Regions from separate parts of the Homo sapiens genome. Here region 2 is linked to region 1. Evidence: read pairs that join two places in POLR2A ChIA-PET (ENCODE). Cell type or tissue: GM12878. All regions are shown on one strand. Links, peaks and the distances in the headings refer to the core of each region. The heading gives the core; the rest is flanking DNA. Region 1 overlaps MAPK1 (mitogen-activated protein kinase 1). Region 2 overlaps PPIL2 (peptidylprolyl isomerase like 2).

The links. Peaks named below come from ENCODE experiments on the same cell type or tissue, not always from the same donor. Only the 100,000 strongest peaks of a DNase experiment are listed, where the experiment ranks them.
Region 2: POLR2A ChIA-PET joins it to region 1 with 11 read pairs; 5 of 35 experiments call an interaction of 5 or more read pairs at or near these places.

What each region holds. Positions count from the first base shown.
Region 1 is chr22:21,756,851-21,769,350 of GRCh38, reverse strand. MAPK1 (mitogen-activated protein kinase 1) reads left to right here. Exons shown (of 9, transcript NM_002745.5): 8 at 31-156; 9 at 5,111-9,694. The coding sequence ends at 147. Among named protein-coding and RNA genes, the nearest start is that of YPEL1, 27 kb to the right of the region's middle. RefSeq lists enhancers at 2,200-2,269, 4,580-4,629, 4,640-4,689 and a silencer at 10,406-10,852. In GM12878, for the core only: no CTCF peak of the experiment used is centred there; DNase peaks (open chromatin) are centred at 2,073, 5,971 and 6,435; H3K27ac peaks cover 2,824 bases.
Region 2 is chr22:21,684,909-21,694,973 of GRCh38, reverse strand. It overlaps PPIL2 (peptidylprolyl isomerase like 2), which reads right to left. Exons shown (of 20, transcript NM_014337.4): 10 at 10,061-10,065; 11 at 8,416-8,491; 12 at 7,976-8,082; 13 at 7,242-7,331; 14 at 6,868-6,901; 15 at 6,125-6,242; 16 at 1,102-1,158; 17 at 309-381; 18 at 157-219; 19 at 1-37. Among named protein-coding and RNA genes, the nearest start is that of PPIL2, 24 kb to the right of the region's middle. RefSeq lists enhancers at 4,556-4,665, 5,931-5,980, 7,598-8,098. In GM12878, for the core only: no CTCF peak of the experiment used is centred there; a DNase peak (open chromatin) is centred at 4,393; H3K4me3 peaks cover 326 bases; H3K27ac peaks cover 192 bases.

The DNA.
Region 1 (12,500 bases), core at 2,023-10,022:
GACTGTTAAATGTTTTGTTTTCTTTTAAAGCCCATCGCCGAAGCACCATTCAAGTTCGACATGGAATTGGATGACTTGCCTAAGGAAAAGCTCAAAGAACTAATTTTTGAAGAGACTGCTAGATTCCAGCCAGGATACAGATCTTAAATTTGTCAGGTACCTGGAGTTTAATACAGTGAGCTCTAGCAAGGGAGGCGCTGCCTTTTGTTTCTAGAATATTATGTTCCTCAAGGTCCATTATTTTGTATTCTTTTCCAAGCTCCTTATTGGAAGGTATTTTTTTAAATTTAGAATTAAAAATTATTTAGAAAGTTACATATATTCTCCTAGGAATCTCTCTCTCGTTTATTAGAAACTCCAAGTACCTCCTTTACTCTCAAGGGTAGTGAATGTGATTATTTGGAAACAACTTTTTCATATTCCAGATTGTTCATCTTTGGGTTCTCATCCTTTCCTTGCTGCCTGTCCAGAGCAGTTTCACAGTTACATGAGCATCTCTCTGGAAAGGGTTCGCCTCAGGACTCCCTCCCATGGAAAGCAGAGCCACCAGTTAAATAAATTTAGTATTAGAGTCCTCTGTGCCTGCCCCTTCAGAAACTCCTAGCTGGGACCTGGTTCTACAGTTGATGTCACATGCAAGGGGCCCAGACCCTGTTACCAGTTCAGACTAGCAGTGTAGGCTGGAGAGCTGGAGAAACTTCATCCAGGAGATGGAGGCTGGGCTGGCCAGTCAGGGGGATTTACATGGGCCTGCACAGAAGCTACATGTGCTTAGATCATAAGGGAAGGTGAACAATGTGACAATATTGGTAGATTTTAAAAATTGAGCAGGCCCAACACAATGGCTCATGCCTATAATCCCAGCACTTTGAGAGGCTGAGGGGAGAGGATCGCTTGAATCTCAGAGTCCAAGGCTGCAATGAGCTATGATTGTATCACTGCACTCCATCCTGGGTGAACCCTGTGTCAGAAAAGAAAAGTATACAGGAAAAGAATGCAAATCTTGATTTTAGAGAGTATGTGACAAGAGGAGAGAGAACTGGACTTGTGTTTAGAACTCTATAGAAAGAAGCAGTGAATAAAGAATTGTGGGCCAGGTGCGGTGGCTCACACCTGTAATCCCAGCACTTTGGGAGGCCGAGGCAGGTGGATCACGAGGTCAGGAGATCGAGACCACGGTGAAACCCCGTCTCTACTAAAAATACAAAAAATTAGCTGGGCACAGTGGCAGGCGCCTGTAGTCCCAGCTACTCGGGAGGCTGAGGCAGGAGAATGGCGTGAACCCGGGAGGCGGAGCTTGCAGCAAGCCGAGATTGCGCCACTGCACTCCAGCCTGGGCGACAGAGCAAGACTCCGTCTCAAAAAAAAAAAAAAAAAAAAAGAATTGTGAGCCAAGGTAGAAGCAGTTGCTGGGGAGATGCTTTGGACAGAACCGTGTTGCAGTTAGAGGCGTCCATTCCCCGTCAGTAAGAACAAAGAACCAAGTAGACATGAGCTGAGGACTGACATGACCAACTCAGCCTCCAAGCAGATAGCCCTGAAAGCCAGGCAGGGCAACAGAACGAGGAATTGGTAGGGAATAGACACTAGTAGTTTGGGGGCCGGAAAATGGTGTTTTCAAAAGTCTGACATCAAAGCAGGAGGGGTTGAAATGAGGGAATACTGGGTAGGAGATCAGCTAAGAACAAATGCCTGGTCTTCCATACCAAAGGGGCCGTAGCCTTGGACTAGAAATGAAGTGGTGAGAAGCGGCAAATTCAAGAGGAGGAGGAAAGGCAAAGTCTTAAAGACTCCAAGTTTTCTAAACCTACCAACTTGGGGGAGGCAGGGCTGCTGGCACTGTTAAGCCCTCACTTAGCCTGCTGTTAACACCAGACGCACCCCAAAAGACGATCTCTCAAACCCAAGGGAAGTGTTGTGGAGTCACGCGAACAGGACGTGCAGTGGACTGCTAGCCATAAGCCTTGCGGAGTGACTGAGAAAGAAGCCTGTTATCAGCAGGGGCTGAGCTGGTTCATGTCTTCTGTTGCCCCATACACATGTGGCTCTCTAGTGGAGGAGGTGTTAGCCACAGTGATTTGCACAATCACTCACTGACAGAAAGCTGGGCCCCAGGATCCAACCATTTTCACACCTGCAGTCCCCACAGAACTTCCTTCCTGGCTCCTCTGTGAGGTGCTCACAGTGGAGCAATTGTCTCTGTTTCTCAAGAGTCCGTCCCTCTCCCTCCGTGAGGCTCCAGGACACACTCCCAGTGTCTGTACAAGGTCAGGTTAACTAGACCTTGGTCAGCCCGCTGCCTTTCCTCTACAGCAGCGGCGTGGGGTAGTCATAACAGACCTGGATGGCCTGTGAGGCCTGCCCTTCTGTGAAGAGCACTCTCTTGCCGTTTACAGAACCTAGAATATTGAGCTGAGCAACTTCTGTTGCTTTTCTTCCTTCACAGTTCCTTTCACAGTCATTTTCCCTCAGCCAGGTGGTGGCTTGTGAGCATCTCATCTCTGTCGCTTCAGGTCAGGCGGCAGTGCTGCCTGCTTAGTCTGCATTAGACACTAACAGCAAACGCGGCAAGCAGGACCTAAACACAGCCTCAGAGGGGCCCATGTAGTAGGGGAGAAAGACACACACACACACAACTGTGCACATTTTTAGTATAAAAGAGCTTCTGGGGTTGACGTGATAATTTGTTTTTCATCATTTAATCAGCATTGAGCACTTCCTTTCGCCAGTTAGGAAAGGAACAAAGATGAATAAAACCCAGGTTTTGCTTTCCAGCAGCCTCATAGCAGGAAATGTAAACAACAAGGAGTATACAGAGTCCCAGAGATGGACACAGGCATGGTGGGTCCCAGAGAGTAAGGCAGACATTAAAGCCTCACAGAGTGTGGCCGACTCGCGGCAGTTGTGCTGCAGCTGAAACCTGACAGTTGGGTTCTTTGCTGGTTGGGGAGGGGCACAGCTGTGTGGACCCTGGAAGGCGGGCATGCCAGACAGCTGGGCAAGAGGGGGGCTGCAGAGAAAGAGGCCAGCCCAGGCTGTGGCCCTTGCTTCCCCAGGAGGCCAGCTCTCCCTCACAGGTAGCTGCCTGACCTGAAGCAGTGGCTCAGGTGACTCTGGTGGCAGTAAGGATGCAGGAGGACCTCTGAGAGCAGGGACTTGGGGGAAAACTGGTCAGGCCACTGAAGAGACAGGCAGCACCGCAGGCACAAGGATGGCAAGACAGAGGCAGGGTTGCTCCTGAGGCCACAGGGCGCAGTTGCTGGCAGAACGCCTCCTGAAGCCAGCTTTGCAAGGCGGGGGACCAGTATCCCTCTCAGGTCCACCACCACTCTGAGAGTCCCGGCGTGGCAAGGACAGTCACCTCTGTGCGTTGTTCATTTGCTCCAGACACAGAAGACACACAGATGCTCCCTATGTGCTTATAGCATGATTTTTTTTCCCAACATTCTTTTAGTGACAGTTTTCAACTATTCTGAAAAGTTGAAGGAATTTAAAGTAGACACCCATATTCCCACCACCTAGATTATACAGTTAACATTAACATCTTACTTGTTTTCTCATAGATCTGTCCATCTGTTCCTCTATCCACCCATCAACCCATCGCATTTTATCCATTCATTGCAAAGGACGTTGCCAACGTCTAGACTGACTTACAATTTAGTCATCTAGAATATCACATGAATCCAGGGGAAGCTGGGGCTGGGTTGGCTGATTAAACTATGGGATAGGTTCTTTCATAAACATTTCATTTTGGTGATCACAACAGAATTTTGGGAAGTCAGCATGCATCCATGTTTATAATTGAGGAAACTGAAGACAGGAGCCTTTGAGCACTTCGCTCAAAATTGTACATCAAGTGGCAAAACTAGGCAGAGAATCCAGGTATTTTGGACCCAGAATGTCATTTTCTTGAAATGTTTGCCAGCATGAAACAGTGGCAGGCTGCACACTGCCTGTGATTAGCCTTGCTCCTTGGGAAAGTTCTCAGGACTCATTCACAATACTAAGGAGCATTGTCTCTGAGTTCCCAGCCCACACACTGGAGATCAGGAGCTCTGAATTGGAGAGCTCAGGAGGTAAAGGTGTAATAAAACATGGGAACACTGGGAGGGCACGGTTGACCGTTTGGCTGCAGCAAGAAAGGCTTAGAAACATACACCCCAGGACCACAGAGCACAGCTGTGGGGCCCCTTTGGTAGAGGAAGCAATGAAGTGATATTTGTAGTGGTGGCCGAAAGGTCTTAAAAAAGGGTCAAATTATATTCATTGTATTTTGCTTAAGGGGGTCAGTTTTAGAAATGTTTCCATGGGCAAGTTTAAAAGCTGATCATGCCTACTACCTGTGACAAGCCTCATTCCTACCCAGCCCATGTCCTCAGTCTCCTACCCTGTGAGGCGGGTGAAGGTAGAGGTCAGTGCTCAACTTCCTTCTTCATCTGCCTGATTGTGAATTTTCTCAGGTGGATTGATCACTAGGGGCATGAACCGCATTTCCCTTTGGTTTATTGAAGATGAAAGCATTTTAGGGCAGCTTTAATTTCCTGCCAACCCGTAGGTTTGGCTGCAGTTCACCTCTACATAAAAGAGACCACTTCTCCCTCTTAGCCCATCTCCAAGTCCACAGTTTGGCTATAGTTAGCCCATTCTTCTTGCCCCACCTCCTGAGTGGCAGATGGAAACCACAGCTCTGAAAGTGCTCTGTGAAATAGTAAGTGATACTCTGCTAGATTTTCATGCACTAGTGTTGGATATCTTACGGTAAATAAAGGACATCTTAGGAACACTGCAGTCAGCGTAGGCTGGGGGAGTGGCGTCTTTCCTATGAGTGTTGTGGAAACCACCTCAGAACTGTCTGAGAGGAGGTGCCTGTGGAGTGAGGGCTGACCCTGGCCCCTTCAGAACTGCCATGTGTTATCCTTGCCCAAATGTGTCCAAAGAAATGGCCATTTTGCAGGAGTCTTTTTTCCCTTTTCTGTTTTCATAATGCTATTGCTGCTGCTGCTGTTTTAATGTGGTTCACTGTTGTCACTTTTGTGTTTTGTGATGCTGATGATGATGCTGTTTTCACATGGCTCACTCTTAACTCAGTGGTCTGTTTGTGTTTCTATAGGACAAGGGCTCAGAGGACTGGACGTGCTCAGACATCGGTGTTCTTCTTCCCAGTTCTTGACCCCTGGTCCTGTCTCCAGCCCGTCTTGGCTTATCCACTTTGACTCCTTTGAGCCGTTTGGAGGGGCGGTTTCTGGTAGTTGTGGCTTTTATGCTTTCAAAGAATTTCTTCAGTCCAGAGAATTCCTCCTGGCAGCCCTGTGTGTGTCACCCATTGGTGACCTGCGGCAGTATGTACTTCAGTGCACCTACTGCTTACTGTTGCTTTAGTCACTAATTGCTTTCTGGTTTGAAAGATGCAGTGGTTCCTCCCTCTCCTGAATCCTTTTCTACATGATGCCCTGCTGACCATGCAGCCGCACCAGAGAGAGATTCTTCCCCAATTGGCTCTAGTCACTGGCATCTCACTTTATGATAGGGAAGGCTACTACCTAGGGCACTTTAAGTCAGTGACAGCCCCTTATTTGCACTTCACCTTTTGACCATAACTGTTTCCCCAGAGCAGGAGCTTGTGGAAATACCTTGGCTGATGTTGCAGCCTGCAGCAAGTGCTTCCGTCTCCGGAATCCTTGGGGAGCACTTGTCCACGTCTTTTCTCATATCATGGTAGTCACTAACATATATAAGGTATGTGCTATTGGCCCAGCTTTTAGAAAATGCAGTCATTTTTCTAAATAAAAAGGAAGTACTGCACCCAGCAGTGTCACTCTGTAGTTACTGTGGTCACTTGTACCATATAGAGGTGTAACACTTGTCAAGAAGCGTTATGTGCAGTACTTAATGTTTGTAAGACTTACAAAAAAAGATTTAAAGTGGCAGCTTCACTCGACATTTGGTGAGAGAAGTACAAAGGTTGCAGTGCTGAGCTGTGGGCGGTTTCTGGGGATGTCCCAGGGTGGAACTCCACATGCTGGTGCATATACGCCCTTGAGCTACTTCAAATGTGGGTGTTTCAGTAACCACGTTCCATGCCTGAGGATTTAGCAGAGAGGAACACTGCGTCTTTAAATGAGAAAGTATACAATTCTTTTTCCTTCTACAGCATGTCAGCATCTCAAGTTCATTTTTCAACCTACAGTATAACAATTTGTAATAAAGCCTCCAGGAGCTCATGACGTGAAGCACTGTTCTGTCCTCAAGTACTCAAATATTTCTGATACTGCTGAGTCAGACTGTCAGAAAAAGCTAGCACTAACTCGTGTTTGGAGCTCTATCCATATTTTACTGATCTCTTTAAGTATTTGTTCCTGCCACTGTGTACTGTGGAGTTGACTCGGTGTTCTGTCCCAGTGCGGTGCCTCCTCTTGACTTCCCCACTGCTCTCTGTGGTGAGAAATTTGCCTTGTTCAATAATTACTGTACCCTCGCATGACTGTTACAGCTTTCTGTGCAGAGATGACTGTCCAAGTGCCACATGCCTACGATTGAAATGAAAACTCTATTGTTACCTCTGAGTTGTGTTCCACGGAAAATGCTATCCAGCAGATCATTTAGGAAAAATAATTCTATTTTTAGCTTTTCATTTCTCAGCTGTCCTTTTTTCTTGTTTGATTTTTGACAGCAATGGAGAATGGGTTATATAAAGACTGCCTGCTAATATGAACAGAAATGCATTTGTAATTCATGAAAATAAATGTACATCTTCTATCTTCACATTCATGTTAAGATTCAGTGTTGCTTTCCTCTGGATCAGCGTGTCTGAATGGACAGTCAGGTTCAGGTTGTGCTGAACACAGAAATGCTCACAGGCCTCACTTTGCCGCCCAGGCACTGGCCCAGCACTTGGATTTACATAAGATGAGTTAGAAAGGTACTTCTGTAGGGTCCTTTTTACCTCTGCTCGGCAGAGAATCGATGCTGTCATGTTCCTTTATTCACAATCTTAGGTCTCAAATATTCTGTCAAACCCTAACAAAGAAGCCCCGACATCTCAGGTTGGATTCCCTGGTTCTCTCTAAAGAGGGCCTGCCCTTGTGCCCCAGAGGTGCTGCTGGGCACAGCCAAGAGTTGGGAAGGGCCGCCCCACAGTACGCAGTCCTCACCACCCAGCCCAGGGTGCTCACGCTCACCACTCCTGTGGCTGAGGAAGGATAGCTGGCTCATCCTCGGAAAACAGACCCACATCTCTATTCTTGCCCTGAAATACGCGCTTTTCACTTGCGTGCTCAGAGCTGCCGTCTGAAGGTCCACACAGCATTGACGGGACACAGAAATGTGACTGTTACCGGATAACACTGATTAGTCAGTTTTCATTTATAAAAAAGCATTGACAGTTTTATTACTCTTGTTTCTTTTTAAATGGAAAGTTACTATTATAAGGTTAATTTGGAGTCCTCTTCTAAATAGAAAACCATATCCTTGGCTACTAACATCTGGAGACTGTGAGCTCCTTCCCATTCCCCTTCCTGGTACTGTGGAGTCAGATTGGCATGAAACCACTAACTTCATTCTAGAATCATTGTAGCCATAAGTTGTGTGCTTTTTATTAATCATGCCAAACATAATGTAACTGGGCAGAGAATGGTCCTAACCAAGGTACCTATGAAAAGCGCTAGCTATCATGTGTAGTAGATGCATCATTTTGGCTCTTCTTACATTTGTAAAAATGTACAGATTAGGTCATCTTAATTCATATTAGTGACACGGAACAGCACCTCCACTATTTGTATGTTCAAATAAGCTTTCAGACTAATAGCTTTTTTGGTGTCTAAAATGTAAGCAAAAAATTCCTGCTGAAACATTCCAGTCCTTTCATTTAGTATAAAAGAAATACTGAACAAGCCAGTGGGATGGAATTGAAAGAACTAATCATGAGGACTCTGTCCTGACACAGGTCCTCAAAGCTAGCAGAGATACGCAGACATTGTGGCATCTGGGTAGAAGAATACTGTATTGTGTGTGCAGTGCACAGTGTGTGGTGTGTGCACACTCATTCCTTCTGCTCTTGGGCACAGGCAGTGGGTGTAGAGGTAACCAGTAGCTTTGAGAAGCTACATGTAGCTCACCAGTGGTTTTCTCTAAGGAATCACAAAAGTAAACTACCCAACCACATGCCACGTAATATTTCAGCCATTCAGAGGAAACTGTTTTCTCTTTATTTGCTTATATGTTAATATGGTTTTTAAATTGGTAACTTTTATATAGTATGGTAACAGTATGTTAATACACACATACATACGCACACATGCTTTGGGTCCTTCCATAATACTTTTATATTTGTAAATCAATGTTTTGGAGCAATCCCAAGTTTAAGGGAAATATTTTTGTAAATGTAATGGTTTTGAAAATCTGAGCAATCCTTTTGCTTATACATTTTTAAAGCATTTGTGCTTTAAAATTGTTATGCTGGTGTTTGAAACATGATACTCCTGTGGTGCAGATGAGAAGCTATAACAGTGAATATGTGGTTTCTCTTACGTCATCCACCTTGACATGATGGGTCAGAAACAAATGGAAATCCAGAGCAAGTCCTCCAGGGTTGCACCAGGTTTACCTAAAGCTTGTTGCCTTTTCTTGTGCTGTTTATGCGTGTAGAGCACTCAAGAAAGTTCTGAAACTGCTTTGTATCTGCTTTGTACTGTTGGTGCCTTCTTGGTATTGTACCCCAAAATTCTGCATAGATTATTTAGTATAATGGTAAGTTAAAAAATGTTAAAGGAAGATTTTATTAAGAATCTGAATGTTTATTCATTATATTGTTACAATTTAACATTAACATTTATTTGTGGTATTTGTGATTTGGTTAATCTGTATAAAAATTGTAAGTAGAAAGGTTTATATTTCATCTTAATTCTTTTGATGTTGTAAACGTACTTTTTAAAAGATGGATTATTTGAATGTTTATGGCACCTGACTTGTAAAAAAAAAAAACTACAAAAAAATCCTTAGAATCATTAAATTGTGTCCCTGTATTACCAAAATAACACAGCACCGTGCATGTATAGTTTAATTGCAGTTTCATCTGTGAAAACGTGAAATTGTCTAGTCCTTCGTTATGTTCCCCAGATGTCTTCCAGATTTGCTCTGCATGTGGTAACTTGTGTTAGGGCTGTGAGCTGTTCCTCGAGTTGAATGGGGATGTCAGTGCTCCTAGGGTTCTCCAGGTGGTTCTTCAGACCTTCACCTGTGGGGGGGGGGGTAGGCGGTGCCCACGCCCATCTCCTCATCCTCCTGAACTTCTGCAACCCCACTGCTGGGCAGACATCCTGGGCAACCCCTTTTTTCAGAGCAAGAAGTCATAAAGATAGGATTTCTTGGACATTTGGTTCTTATCAATATTGGGCATTATGTAATGACTTATTTACAAAACAAAGATACTGGAAAATGTTTTGGATGTGGTGTTATGGAAAGAGCACAGGCCTTGGACCCATCCAGCTGGGTTCAGAACTACCCCCTGCTTATAACTGCGGCTGGCTGTGGGCCAGTCATTCTGCGTCTCTGCTTTCTTCCTCTGCTTCAGACTGTCAGCTGTAAAGTGGAAGCAATATTACTTGCCTTGTATATGGTAAAGATTATAAAAATACATTTCAACTGTTCAGCATAGTACTTCAAAGCAAGTACTCAGTAAATAGCAAGTCTTTTTAAATGCTGCTTTATTTCACTAAATTTTGTTGTGAGGTGTCACTAAAATGCCTGCAAACAAACGTAACTGCTAATCTGAGAGGAAACCCTCTTACTAATCAGAGAAGAAACCCTCCTGTCAGAAACCTTCAGGGAAGTGAGCTGATCACACCTAAACTGGGAGTTTGCAATGGGGTATTTGAAGCACTGTGGGAGTATTCCACTGGCCCTCTCCCTGAGAGACTTAACAGTCTTCCCTGTTGTCCAGATTCTGTATAAGGCAATCAGAATAATCATCTTCCTTGTTCAGCAGAGGAGCCTGGTCCCATTTTCCCCACTTTGTGATGGGCTTCTCTCAGCGGTAGCTCAGCAGTTCCAGATGGCAGTTTGGACCAGCATCTAGGCTGGCCAGTTCGCTGTGTTTACTTAGAACCAACACGTTCAGAGCTGGCCTGGACCATCTGAGGGGAACAGGAAACACCCCTAGGCTGTGGAAGCAAGTGCAGACCCCCACCCCCGGCCCTGAAGCCAAGGGGGCAGGGTTTGGGAGTGGCCAAAGAGAAGCAGTGCAGGGATGGGTTTTCCTAGGGACAGGCTTAGCATTCCTGACTCTAGGAAGAAGGAGCAGTGAGGCGGAGAAACAGTGGAGGGGATGGTGGCATTGGGCCCCATGGGGCCGAGATGGACACAGGGCTCGTTCTCTTGAGTCTGGTGCCAAGGACAGCTGAAGACGACATCATTTTCAGGTGGAGAGGAGAGAGTGGAGGGAGATCATGCCCTGTGATGTGTCTTTTGCAGGTGAAGGTGGGAGACAAGGTCTCTGCTGACGATGAGGCAGAGCCACCGTGAAAGTTGTAATAGGAGGACTGCCCGCCGCTGGAAGGGCCTGCAGTGACGCTAGGACACCCTCTGCCTGCATGTCACGTTAGCTGGGCTGGGCGAAGTAGAAGACCAAGGGGAAGAGGTGCAGTGGGGAGACCAGGTGGGATGCAACCACAGGACCAGTGGAGGGGCTGTGGCACGTGGGCGGAGACTGAGTGGCTGGGCATGTGTTGTGGCTGAGCATGTGGTGTGGGCAGTGGTCCTAGACCCCGCCATGTCCGGACAATGATATAGAGCGTCTCAGCATCGCCAGTCTAGACTGTCTATGGAGAGCAGAAAGTTGTCTGGGGCTGCCTGGGGAACTGTGAGGCCAGCTATATCACCGTCGCTGATGGTGACATTACGGTGGTGGCAGGAGCAAGGAGAGAGGGAAGAAGGACCCCGTCCAGCTTTAGTCACAAAATACCCAATGGAAGATGCCAGTGCCAATCCTGTGGGTTTCCTTGGGACTTCACACTGGCTTTCTTATCTGCTCCAGATCCATTCAGTAGTCACTGAGTTCCTGCCAAATACTTTGTAGCGCCAGAAGCCAGGAGCGGGGTCTGCAGCAGGGCAGTCCCCATTTTCAGGAAATGCCTGGAGCTGCTGGTCCCTGAGAGAAAGGAAAACATCTTTCAGCCGTACGCAGGCCAAGAAGGCCAATGTCCAGTAGCTTTGTGATTTTTTTTATATTTTTTTATTTATTTATTTTTGAGATAGAGTCTTGCTCTGTCGCTCAGGCTGGAGTGCAGTGGCGTGATCTCCACTCACTGCAACTTCCGCCTCCTGGGGTCAAGCAGTTCTGCCTCAGCCTCCCGAGTAGCTGGGATTACAGGCACACGCCACCACACCCAGCTAATTTTTGTGTTTTTAGTAGAGACGGTTTCACCATGTCGGCCAGGCTGGTCTCAAACTCCTGACCTCAGATGATTCAGCCTCCCAAAGTGCTGGGATTACAGGTGTGAGCCACTGCACCCAGCCTGTGATGTTTCTGTGGGGTTCCACAAATGTGTGTGTGTGTAAAAGCTGATGATTACAGCAAGAATGTGAACAGTAGCAGTTTTCCATTTGAAGGCAAGTTTTGTCTTTATCTGGGTATCAGAAGGACCCTCTGGGCCATTGTCGCTTCCTGTACTCAGAGCCACCCTAGTACTACGGGCACACACAGAAAACAGCAGCCTGCGTACTTTCAAAGGAAAGGCATCTTTAATCACCAATGCCTGGAAAAATTATTTTGTTTCCCTCTTCCTTCCGTCTTGTTTCCTAACTTCTTACCAAAGTTTAGAGTCTGAGTTTTTCGTATAATAATGTCCCACATCCACACATCGGGCCTACAGATGCTCTCCCTTGAATCGACTGGAAACATGACACCGGTTCCATGCTCTGGAACTGTCACCTGTGATGTGCTGGGCTGTGTCCCAAGCACAGGAATCCCAGCAGTTTCAGCTCGATGCAGAACCACCATGCTCCAGACACAGGCTTGGGAAAGACACGTCAAAATTAAAATACTAGGTAAGAGAAGCACCTGATTGGGTAGAAGTTGGAGAGGAATCCTGGAATTTTGTGGCCAGAAGGAGCCACTGCCCCTTTTGTTTAGTAAGACTAGACAGTAACAGAAGCCAGTTGTCAGCTATGAAAGTGGTGGGTGAAGCAGGGGAGGCTCCTCTATGGTGGGACCCTGGACAAGGGAAGCCGAATGTGTGAAGAAGGGGTGCGGGGGTGTGCGGTGCCCTAGGACACTAGGGCAAAGGTTTCAAACCTGGAACAAGGCACTGGAGGAAGATCTGCTGCCAGTCAGCAGTGCGGGCCCTCGAGTTAGCAGTCCGTGCGCAGAGGGGCCAGTTCTGAGACCAGTTTGGAGAGTCAGGCAGTGACCCATTGGCCATGTCATAATTCCTTCAGCCTGCCTCCTCTTTAATCCCAGAGAGTGCTCTTTCTTCATACTTCCTTTAAAATACTAAATTGTTCCC
Region 2 (10,065 bases), core at 23-8,022, 72 kb after region 1:
GGGCTACCTTGAGCTGTGTCTTCCGCTCCTGCGCAATCTGTGGCACAACAGGGCGCTGGCTAACCGGCAGCACCTCGGGCAGGACAGATGCTAGGCTTGGGGTGGAAAAGTGCACTAGCCCAGACCCTCCTAGGTGGTGGCATCGTGCCCCCTCACCTGGGCATCGGCCTCCTCATAGGGGTCCACGAACACTGTAGTGGCATCAATGCGGATCTCCTCCTAGCAGCAAAGGGGGCTCAGTGCACGGCAGGTCCTCCCCCTGCCTGCCTGGCCCCCAGCCGCCACGCCCCACCTCCCTGGGCACAGACCTTAGGGCGGTCAGTTTTGGGGTCACTCTCCACATTCTCCATGGCTGTCAGTACGTCAAAGCCCCCAACAACCCTGCAGCAGGGAGACAGAGGTGGGTCTGCGTGTGCTCAAGGAGGGCACCCCCACGGCTGAGCCCCAAGGCACGTGGGAAGAGGGGTTGAGAGCCCCGAGGCTGGCCTGGTGGTCCTTGGGCAGCAGCCAGGAAGGCGATGAGAGGGAGTGGCAAGGGCGGGGTCGGCTGACCATGGCCCTGGGCATATCCAGCTGGGTTTTTTTCTGTTTTTGTTTTTTTTTTGGTTTCCCCCACCCACAGGAAAAATAGGAGTCACAAAACGTGGCTTGTGCTCTCCCCGCTGGTTTGGTAAACAGAGTTCCACTTGGCCAGAACCACATCACCTGCGTCCACCCTGTTTCGTGCTGCTTCCACACAGCTGGGTGGGCGTCAGAGACCACGTGGCCCACAACGCTGGAAAGACCCCTGGACTAGAGGGTGAAGGGAGCTGGGTGTGGCCAGGCTTGCGAGTGGCGCGCCACTGGGTCTGAGACAGGGCAGTGTCCAGGCCACATGGGCGAGTTTCCTCCTCTCCTGAGCCCGGTGGGTCTAGAGAGCCAGACTTCCCTGGCACATGGAGCACCCTCCATCGCAGCTCTGCATAGCCTCAACCCCCAGCAGTGATGGCCAGCATGGCACATGACTCAGGTCCACGAAAAAGGCAGTGAGGAGGCCTCAGGTGGGGAAGGAACCCACCTAGCCCACTGACCCCCCAGGCTTCACACAGCCGCTTCCCTTACCGTCCAAAGATGGTATGCTTCTTGTCCAGGTAGGCACAGGAGCGAAACGTGATGAAGCTGGGGAGGAGGGCTGGATGGTTAGGGAGAGCATGGCACCTTCTGCACCTGGCCTGCCTAAGAGCACACCAGGAGCTGCCCACCCTCTACAGCCAGCTCTGGGAACCTGCAGCTTCCACGGACGCATGTGTGCACGTGGTTCCCTGCGCTGCCCACCAGGGCAGGTCATTAGCCCCCAAGGCTGCCCAGGGGACCCCGGAACTCCAGCTGTCCCCAGGTCTTCCTGCTGCCCCGGCTGCTGCCCACTGCCTGTCAGGTGGTCCCTGTGCCCAGAACCAGGTTGGCCATGCAGCTCTGTGGGAGGTGGCTGGGACGAGGGGACACCTGGAAAACCAGAGCCAGCCCCATGTCATCAAGGGACCTGTTGAAGGACTGAGGAGAAAGGAGGCAACAAAGCCAGAACAGGAGTCAAGGGATTAAGAAACGTGGGTAACATAAATAAACATGGACTAAGAAAATGCTCAGGTCGTCCAGGCACAGTGGCTCACGCCTGTAATCCCAGCACTTTGGGAGGCCAAGGCAGGTAGATCACTTGAGGCCAGGAGTTGGAGACCAGCCTGGCCAACATGGTAAAACCCTGTCCCTATTAAAAATACAAAAATTAGCTGGGCGTGGTGGCGTGTGCCTGTAGTCCCAACTACTTAGGAGGCCAAGGCAGGAGAATCGCTTTAACCTGGGAGGCAGAGGTTGCAGTAAGCTGAGATCACACCACTGCACTCCAGCCTGGGCGACAGAGTCTGTCTCAAGAAAAAAGAAAAAGAAAAAAGGAAATGGGGTGGAATTAAAACAGCCAACAGCACTGCCATGAGACGAGGAGAGAGTTTCTGCCAGCCTGGTCTGGGAGGAAGGCAGAGACTACCTCATAACTTTGGACTTTTTTTTTTTTTTTTGAGATGGAATCTTGCTCTGTCCCCCAGGCTGGAGTGCAGTGGCGCGATGTCGGTTCACTGCAAGCTCCGCCTCCCAGGTTCATGTCATAGTCCTGCCTCAGCCTCCTGAGTAGCTGGGACTACAGGCGCCCGCCATCACGCCCAGCTAATTTTTTTGCATTTTTAGTAGAGACGGGGTTTCACTGTGTTAGCCAGGATGGTCTCAATCTCTTGACCTTGTGATCCACCTGCCTTGGCCTCCCAAAGTGCTGGGATTACAGGCGTGAGCCACTGCACCTGGCCAACTTTGGACTTTAAATAGATGTCCTTCTTAACCTTAGACCAGAAGTAAAACATCTAATTTCCAAACCAGCAGAAAGAGAAGAGAAGCAAATGAAAATAAATATAAAAAATGGTAACTAGAAAGCAACAAGATCATAGAACGCAACAGACCACCTGAAGAATTAAGTCCACATTTAAGATTGTCAGGATTGGCCAGGCACAGTGGCTCACGCCTGTAATCCCAGCACTTTGGGAGGCCAAGGTGGGCGGATCACAAGGTCAGGAGATCGAGACCATCCTCGCTAACACGGTGAAACCCCATCTCTACTAAAAATACAAAAAATTAGCCAGGCGTGTGGCGGGCGCCTGTAGTCCCAGCTACTAGGGAGGCTGAGGCAGGAGAATGGCATGAACCTGGGAGGCGGAGCTTGCAGTGAGCCGAGATCGCGCCGCTGCACTCCAGCCTGGGGGACGGAGCGAGACTCCGTCTCAAAGAAAAAAAAAAAAAAGACTGTCAGGATGAAGGAGAACACGACAGACCCCAGCTGTGAGCCTTCAAAAAGCCCTCAGAGGGCAGAGCCAGAGAGGCTGAAAAGAAAACGATGGAAGACATGGGGTGGGTCCCGGCGCTGGCGGCACGGAGCACTCCCCAGGGTGGTGCAGGCAGGCACAGCCCACAACCCGGCTGGTGAGACACAGGACTTAACCTCCACTGCATCAAACATGCACCCCCCAGCCACGCAGGGACACGCTCCTGAGCCCACCAAGTCTGACCACACCCGAGGCCACCAGACAAGTGTCCGCAGATGTGACATCTGCAACGGTGCAGACCTGAGCTCTGACCTGCAAGCAGTTCCCTCTCTTGCTGATTTCTAACACAGTGAAGGAAACTAGAAGCAGAATTAAACTCAGATAAGAGGAAAGTAAAAGAACCATCCTGAGGCAAGCTCCTCCTAGAAAATCTTTTTTTTTTTTTGGAGACGGAGTCTCGCTCTGTCACCCAGGCTGGAGGGCTGGAGTGCAGTGGCGCGATCTCGGCTCAATGCAAGCTCTGCCTCCTGGGTTCACGCCATTCTCCTGCCTCAGCCTCCTGAGTAGCTGGGACTACAGGCGCCTGCCACCATGCCCGGCTAGTTTTCTGTATTTTTAGTAGAGATGGGGTTTCACCGTGTTAGCGAGGATGGTCTCGATCTCCTGACCTCGTGATCCGCCTGCCTCGGCCTCCCAAAGTGCTGGGATTATAGGCATGAGCCACCGCGCCTGGCCTCCTCCTGGAAAATCTTTAATTACAAGAATCACAAAAGGGAAAACAAAGCTGTAACAAATTAAAGTCTAATGATCTTTGAATACGGTAAAATAGGCAAACCTTTGGCAACAGTTGTCCAAGAAAGCACAAAATACTACTAGAAATAAGAAAAGAAGGCCGAGTGTGGTGGCTCATGCCTGTAATCTCGGCACTTTGGGAGGCTGAGGTGGGTGGATCACCTGAGGTCAGGAGTTGGAGACCAGCCTGGCCAACATGGTGAAACCCTGTCTCTACTAAAGTACAAAAAATTATCCTGGTGTGGTGGTGGGCGTCTGTAATCCCAGGAGAACCGCTTGAACCCAGGAGGCAGAGGTTGCAGTGAGCCGAGATCCCGCCATTGCACTCCGGCCTGGGTGACAAGAGTGAAACTCCATCTCAAAAAAAAAAAAAAAAAAAAAAAAGAGAAGGTGGCAACTGATCTGTCAGCAGTTTCACAGGCTGGTTAAGCCAAAGAGAAATAAAAAATAATAAAATGATTCCCTGCCCTGGCCCCTGCCAAACAACAAAAACAAACCACGCACCCAACCTACTTGAAAATAACCAACAGTCCTAGGCAATCCTTGGCTGAGAAGAAATTGAAAGGGAAGCTACCAACAACCAGCAAGCAGTGAAGAGGGAACATGCACCCTCAAAATGACAGACGTGGCTATCAGAAACACACATGGATTAAAGTGAGGAAGGAGGAAAAGCACCATGAAGAAGCAAAGACAGAAACTGAAAACAATTACAAACCCTTCAAAGTGAAGTGAAAACAGACAAACCCTTCAAAGACCACTAAGGGACTGAGGAATGGAAAGTGTGATTAGGCATGAGAAAAAAAGGTCAGCACAGCGAGGCCAAGAGAATACCAGCCTTCATGGAAACAAGTGCCCGTTAACCCTGAAATGAAAGCCCCAAGGAAGTGGCACGAATAGCTGCCAGCTGCCTTTGCCCAGCTGTTAAGCACAGCTGACTCGTTTGATTTTTTTTTTTTTTTCCAGACAGGGTCTCACTGCTGCCCAGGATAGAGTGCAGTGGCGCGATCCTAGCTCACTGCAGCTTTGACTTCCCAGGCTCAGATTATCCCCCCACCTCACCCTCCCAAGCAGCTGGGACTACAGGCGCACGCCACCATGCCCCGCTAATTTTTTTTATTTTTTGTAGAGATCGGGTTTTGCCATGTTGCCCAGGCTGCTCTCGAATTCCTGGGCTCAGGCAATCCACCTACCTCAGCCTCCCAAAGTGCTGGGATTACAGGTGTGAGCCACCACGCCTGGCCATCCCTGTGATTTTAACCATTCCAGGCCACAAAGCCACAGCCAGCCCTGCTCGTAACATGCAGGGGCCACACCTGTCACAGCAAAACCTGCTGGAGCCAGTCCACACAACCGAGACCACGTGTGACAGTGAGCTGGCAGAAGGCCACGGCGAAGCCACGACAGGCCAGGGTTCACCCCAGAATGCCACGGAGACACCCATCCACTCTGGCCTTGTAGTGGCCACATCCACAAATCCCGGGAGGACCAGAAAAAGGACAGAATCATCATAGTAGATGCTAACAAAGAAACCTCTAAAAAGTCAGCCACCCTCCTAAAAACAGCCCAACAACAAATGTTCTGAGAAGGCAAAACAGCGATTTCTGTGGAGCACAGCAAGATGCCCACATCCTCCTCCCCCATCAGGCCCACGGTGACGTGACGGTGACGTGACTGATGTGCACACCAGGGAAGCAGAGAGCAGACCAGCTTTTGGTGATAAGCGTGACTATCTAGAAAACCCAAAAAAATCTTAAAAACTTTTGAATTATAAGATAATTTGTTAAAGTGGCTAGATATAAAATGAACGGTAGTTTTTCTCTACATGAGCAATGATCCCCAAAAGTTGGGAAAAAAAAAGTCCATTTACAAAAGTATCATAAACTATAAAAAATCCTTAAGAGGTTGCTTTATCCCGGAAGTCACAGGACCCATGTGAAGAAAACGATTGAAAGACTGAAACATAACATCAGGCCACTGTCTGGGGATGGAAAGGGCACCTCTGTTCTTCCACAATACAGGCATCCGGCCCCTGTGTGCATGGCCCTGCTGGCCCCCCATCCCCTGCCTCCTGCCACCAGACTGCACACTGCTCCCCACATGCACCAGGGCCAGACCTCCTGTGTCTCTCCAGGCGCCTCTCCCTGTGCAGCCTGTGCCCTGCACAACCCCTCCCACACGCTGACCTCCCCCAGCACTGCCTGGCCACAGGCACCCACACGAATGCCTGGTCCCTGTCAAGAAGCCCTTCTGGACCTCCAGTAATTCCCGACTTCTGGTCTCTCGAGGACACACCCGGTGCGGGCAGCTCTCCCTGCTGACTCACTCTGGGGACCCCCTTTTGAACGCAGGTGCACATGCTTGGCCTAGGTGTGCCGTACACCGTCTGGGTATGATTCAGAACCAGCACACCCTTCAGAGAGGGCCAAGAGGAAGAACCCGCAGAGAGTGCCGGCTCACCTCCCAGGCCACCCCAGCAAGCCCAGCTGACTCACAATTGAGACCTGTTGCTGTTGGGCCCGGAGTTGGCCATGCTGAGGATGCCGCGGCCCGTGTGCGAGAGGTTGGGCCGGAACTCGTCTTTGAAGGGCTTCCCCCAGTATGACTCCCCACCTGGAAGAGAAAGGCCCATGGGAGCAGGAAAGCCTGGGCCCCAGCCGAGGCAGAACTAGAAACCTCAGAGTCCCGAGGGGCATCAGGGCCTTGCTGAGCCCAGCCTGGGGCAGGGGCACTTGATAGGGAGGCTCCCAGCCCCACGCCACCAACTCCTGGGTCCCTTGGAGCCCCCACGCCTCCAAACAGGCAGGCTGCTGCCCACTCACCCCAGCCCCGCCTGGGGCCTGCCCCGGGACAGGGATTAAAGAGTCAAGGCCACCATCATCATCACTCAAGCTATGGGAATACAGAGGTTGGGGGATCTGGACCCAAGCAGCTGCCAGGCTGAGGGGCTTGGAGAGGCTGCAGGAGGGAGGGCTGGCCTCAGTCTGAGGCAGACCCCAGGGGCCCAGGGAAGAGACCACACACTCTTGCCTCCTCTACCATGCAGGCCTCACAGCCACCTGGAAATGAGAAAACTGAGGGCCAGGCCTGAGGGGGCACAGCACTGATGGCTGCCAGTCGTTCCACCCTGGTCTAGCAGATTCCATGTCTGAGCTGTGCACAACCCCTGCCCAGCTACCCCCTCATGCCCCACGGAGCAGCCAAAGTGCCCAGAGAGGGGCCCAGCACCAGTACCTACCCGTGCCTGTGCCTGTGGGGTCGCCCCCTTGGATCTGTGAAAACAAAAGCCAGTGAGCAAGTCACACTCTGAGACCCGAGGCCCACCGCCTGCCTGACTGAAGGACACCCCTCCTGCCAGATGGCTCCACACAGGGGCTGGGCTCTTGGTGATAATGAGGGGCCCTCCCAGCCACCTCCCTTTGTGAACCCAGTTCTGGATGGGCTGGGGCCTCAAGGGTCAGTCTATGGGTTCCCCAACAGAGGATCACCAACTGGACTCATCCTGGCCACCGTGGGATGGGCCAGGGCCCTGGGATGGGGCAGGGACAAGCCCACCCAGCCCCCGATGTCCCACCAAGCTCATCTGTGCAGCCAGTGACTCTCGTCACTCACCACAAAGTTCCGGATGGATCTGTGGAAGATGGTGCCATCGTAATAATGCTTCTTGCAAAGCCTGATGAAGTTTTCGCAGGTTTTTGGTGTCTGCAACATAGCCCCAATACTTGTATGAAGCAGAGAGCTGCCAAAGGCAGCTCACCACAGCCACAGGAGGCTTTTTTTTTTTTTTTTTTTTTGAGGTGGAGTCTTGCTGTTGCCCAGGCTGGAGTGCTGTGGCGCGATCTTGGCTCACTGCAACCTCCGCCTCCTAGGTTCAAGACATTCTCCTGCCTCAGCCTCCCGAGTAGCCAGGACTACAGGCATGCGCCACCATGCCTGGCTAATTTTTGTAGTTTTAGTAGAGACGGGTTTCCCCATGTTGGCCAGGCTGGTCTTTAACATGTAGCAGAGTCAGCTGCCCAGCCACACTGGGCACGGATGGACCCACAACATTAAGCAACAGGACCCGTGCAGCCGCACGGCCCAGAGTACAGCGCATGGGAGAAGTGTGGGCAGAGCAGCAGGTGCGGCTTGGCCCCTTCTCTGAGACACTGGCACCTGTGCGCAGGCCATGCTGCCAACGCGGCCCCCTAGGAAGGACACAGGGCACTGCTGCGGGTCCCGCCTAGTGACAGGCTGAATTTCCTACAACAAGCACATACCAGTGGCAGCCCTATATTTAAGACATGGCTGTCAGATGACCCAGAGATGACCTTGGGGCATGGGGAGTGGCTGGCCTCCACACCCACCAGGTCGCAGTGCAGCTCCAGGTTGAGGTCGCCCTTGTTGGTGTGCAGCCGCACGTAGCCCTTCTTCTTCACAAACTGGTAGCGCAGCACATCCTCGTCGATGGCAGCTACAAGCCAAGGTCCCAGCTCAGCCCCTGCCCTCACCCTGGGGCAGCCCCACCATGCCAGGCAGCACCGACCTCAGACACACAGGCGGGGACTAGGCTCCAGCTCTGGGGAGAGCAGGGGAGCTGGAGGCCGAGGGTCTGCTTAGGCCACGCACAGGCTCACCCCAGCCTCATGGGGCTGGCAGGGGTTCAGCAGCTAAGAGGGGGAGGACTAGGGGCTCAGGTGACAGTGGGAGCCCCTGACAGACCAATAAAGTGGGAGTCGGGGAGCACACCCACCCCCTGCCACTTTTGGGTCACATGGCAGGTGGCTACAGAGGCCAAGGTGGCTACCTGCTTCATGTGTGGTCTCCGGGACCATCGCGGTGGAGGTGAAGGAAGCGCTGACCTTCCCTGTGGAATAGTGGGCCTGCCAAGGAAACCAGGGTGGCACCTCAGCAGTGCCATGGGAGGCAGTTGGGTGGGGACGTGTCGCTTGCCTAGAAGCCAACCACACGCCACCCCTGCCCCCCAGGCCCTGCTTGGTGCCTCTCCTCCAGGAGGGCCTCCCCAACCAGCAGGAGGAAGAAGCCAAGGCTAGGCCAAGCCAGGGTCCCCTGGCCTCCACTGGATCCCGACTCTTATGATATCAGGTGAAACCCTGGAGATAAAATACCACACAGGACTGGCCACCTCAGGGTTAGGAGTGTATGGCTGACTTCTCATTTATTTTTATTTTAATTTTTTTATGAGACAAGGTCTTGCTCTGTACCCAGGCTGGAGTGCAGTGGTGTGTGATCCTGGTGCACTGCAGCCTCCAACTCCTGGGCTCAAGTGACCCTCCGACCTCAGCCTCCTGAGTAGCTGGGACGACAGGCGCATGCCACCACGCCTGGCTGATTTTTTGTAGAGATAAGGTCTCACTATGTTGTCTAACCTAGTCTTGATCTCCTGGCCTCAAGCAATCCTCCTGCCTCAGCCTCCCAAAATGCTGGGATTACAGGTGTGAGCCACCACGCCTGGCCTCATTTCTTTTTAAAAGTTTCAAACTTTCTACACTAAACACATTACATATTTAATCAGGGGTCGGGGAAAAGCCCCAATAAATGTTATTTTTTATCATAGAGGAAGAAAAAGGGGTTTCTCCCATCAGAAGAAAATACAAGCCAGGCACAGTGGCTCACACCTGTAATTCCAGCACTTTCGGAGGCCAAGGCAGGAGGCTCTCACTTGAAGCCAGGAATTCAAGACCAGCTTAGACAACATAGCAAGATCCTGTTTCCAAAAGAAAAAAAAAAGTAATATATCAAAGTGCTAAGGGCAGTGTGTTAGACGGAGTGACACACTGGACAACAAGCTTTCTTTTTCAAATTTTCCAGAATTTGAATAATTCTTTAAGAAGGAGAACTTCAGAGCTACCTGCCCATGTCTCTGCCCTCCCCCTAGCTCCAGATCCCCATGCTCTGCCTGACAGGAGGAAGAAGCAAACACGACAGCCCCAGACAGGTGGCACCGTGCAGTCCCAGGCATGCCATCCACGTCAGCACCGCAGCAGACCATGAAACGCCCCAACTCTCCCTGGCATGGCTTTGGGCCCCAGTGCACATCGGGCCCTGCCCTCCCAGCCACCACAGAACCACATGTGCCCGCTCAACGTGCCTGCCCTGGCTACTGAGCTCAGGCTGGGACCACAGCACAAGGCAGACCTTCTGTGGCAGGGATCTCCCCTACATGCCCCCACACACCCCTTGGTTCTTCAACGACCAGTGTGGACATCAGCCCCTCCCCTTCTGCCTTCTCAGATTCTATCTGCCTCAGGGCAGCCCCAGGGCTGTGCACTCAGAGCCATCAGGGGCACCACAGCTCTGGGGGATCCTGGCTGCCTCCCTGCCGTGTATCCCAGGCCCCCATGAGCCCCTTTCCCAGGACCACTCCAAGAGGCCATGAGATGGGCAGGAAGACGGGGCTTGGGCTTGGCCGAGTGCCCTCCGCCACTCACAGCGT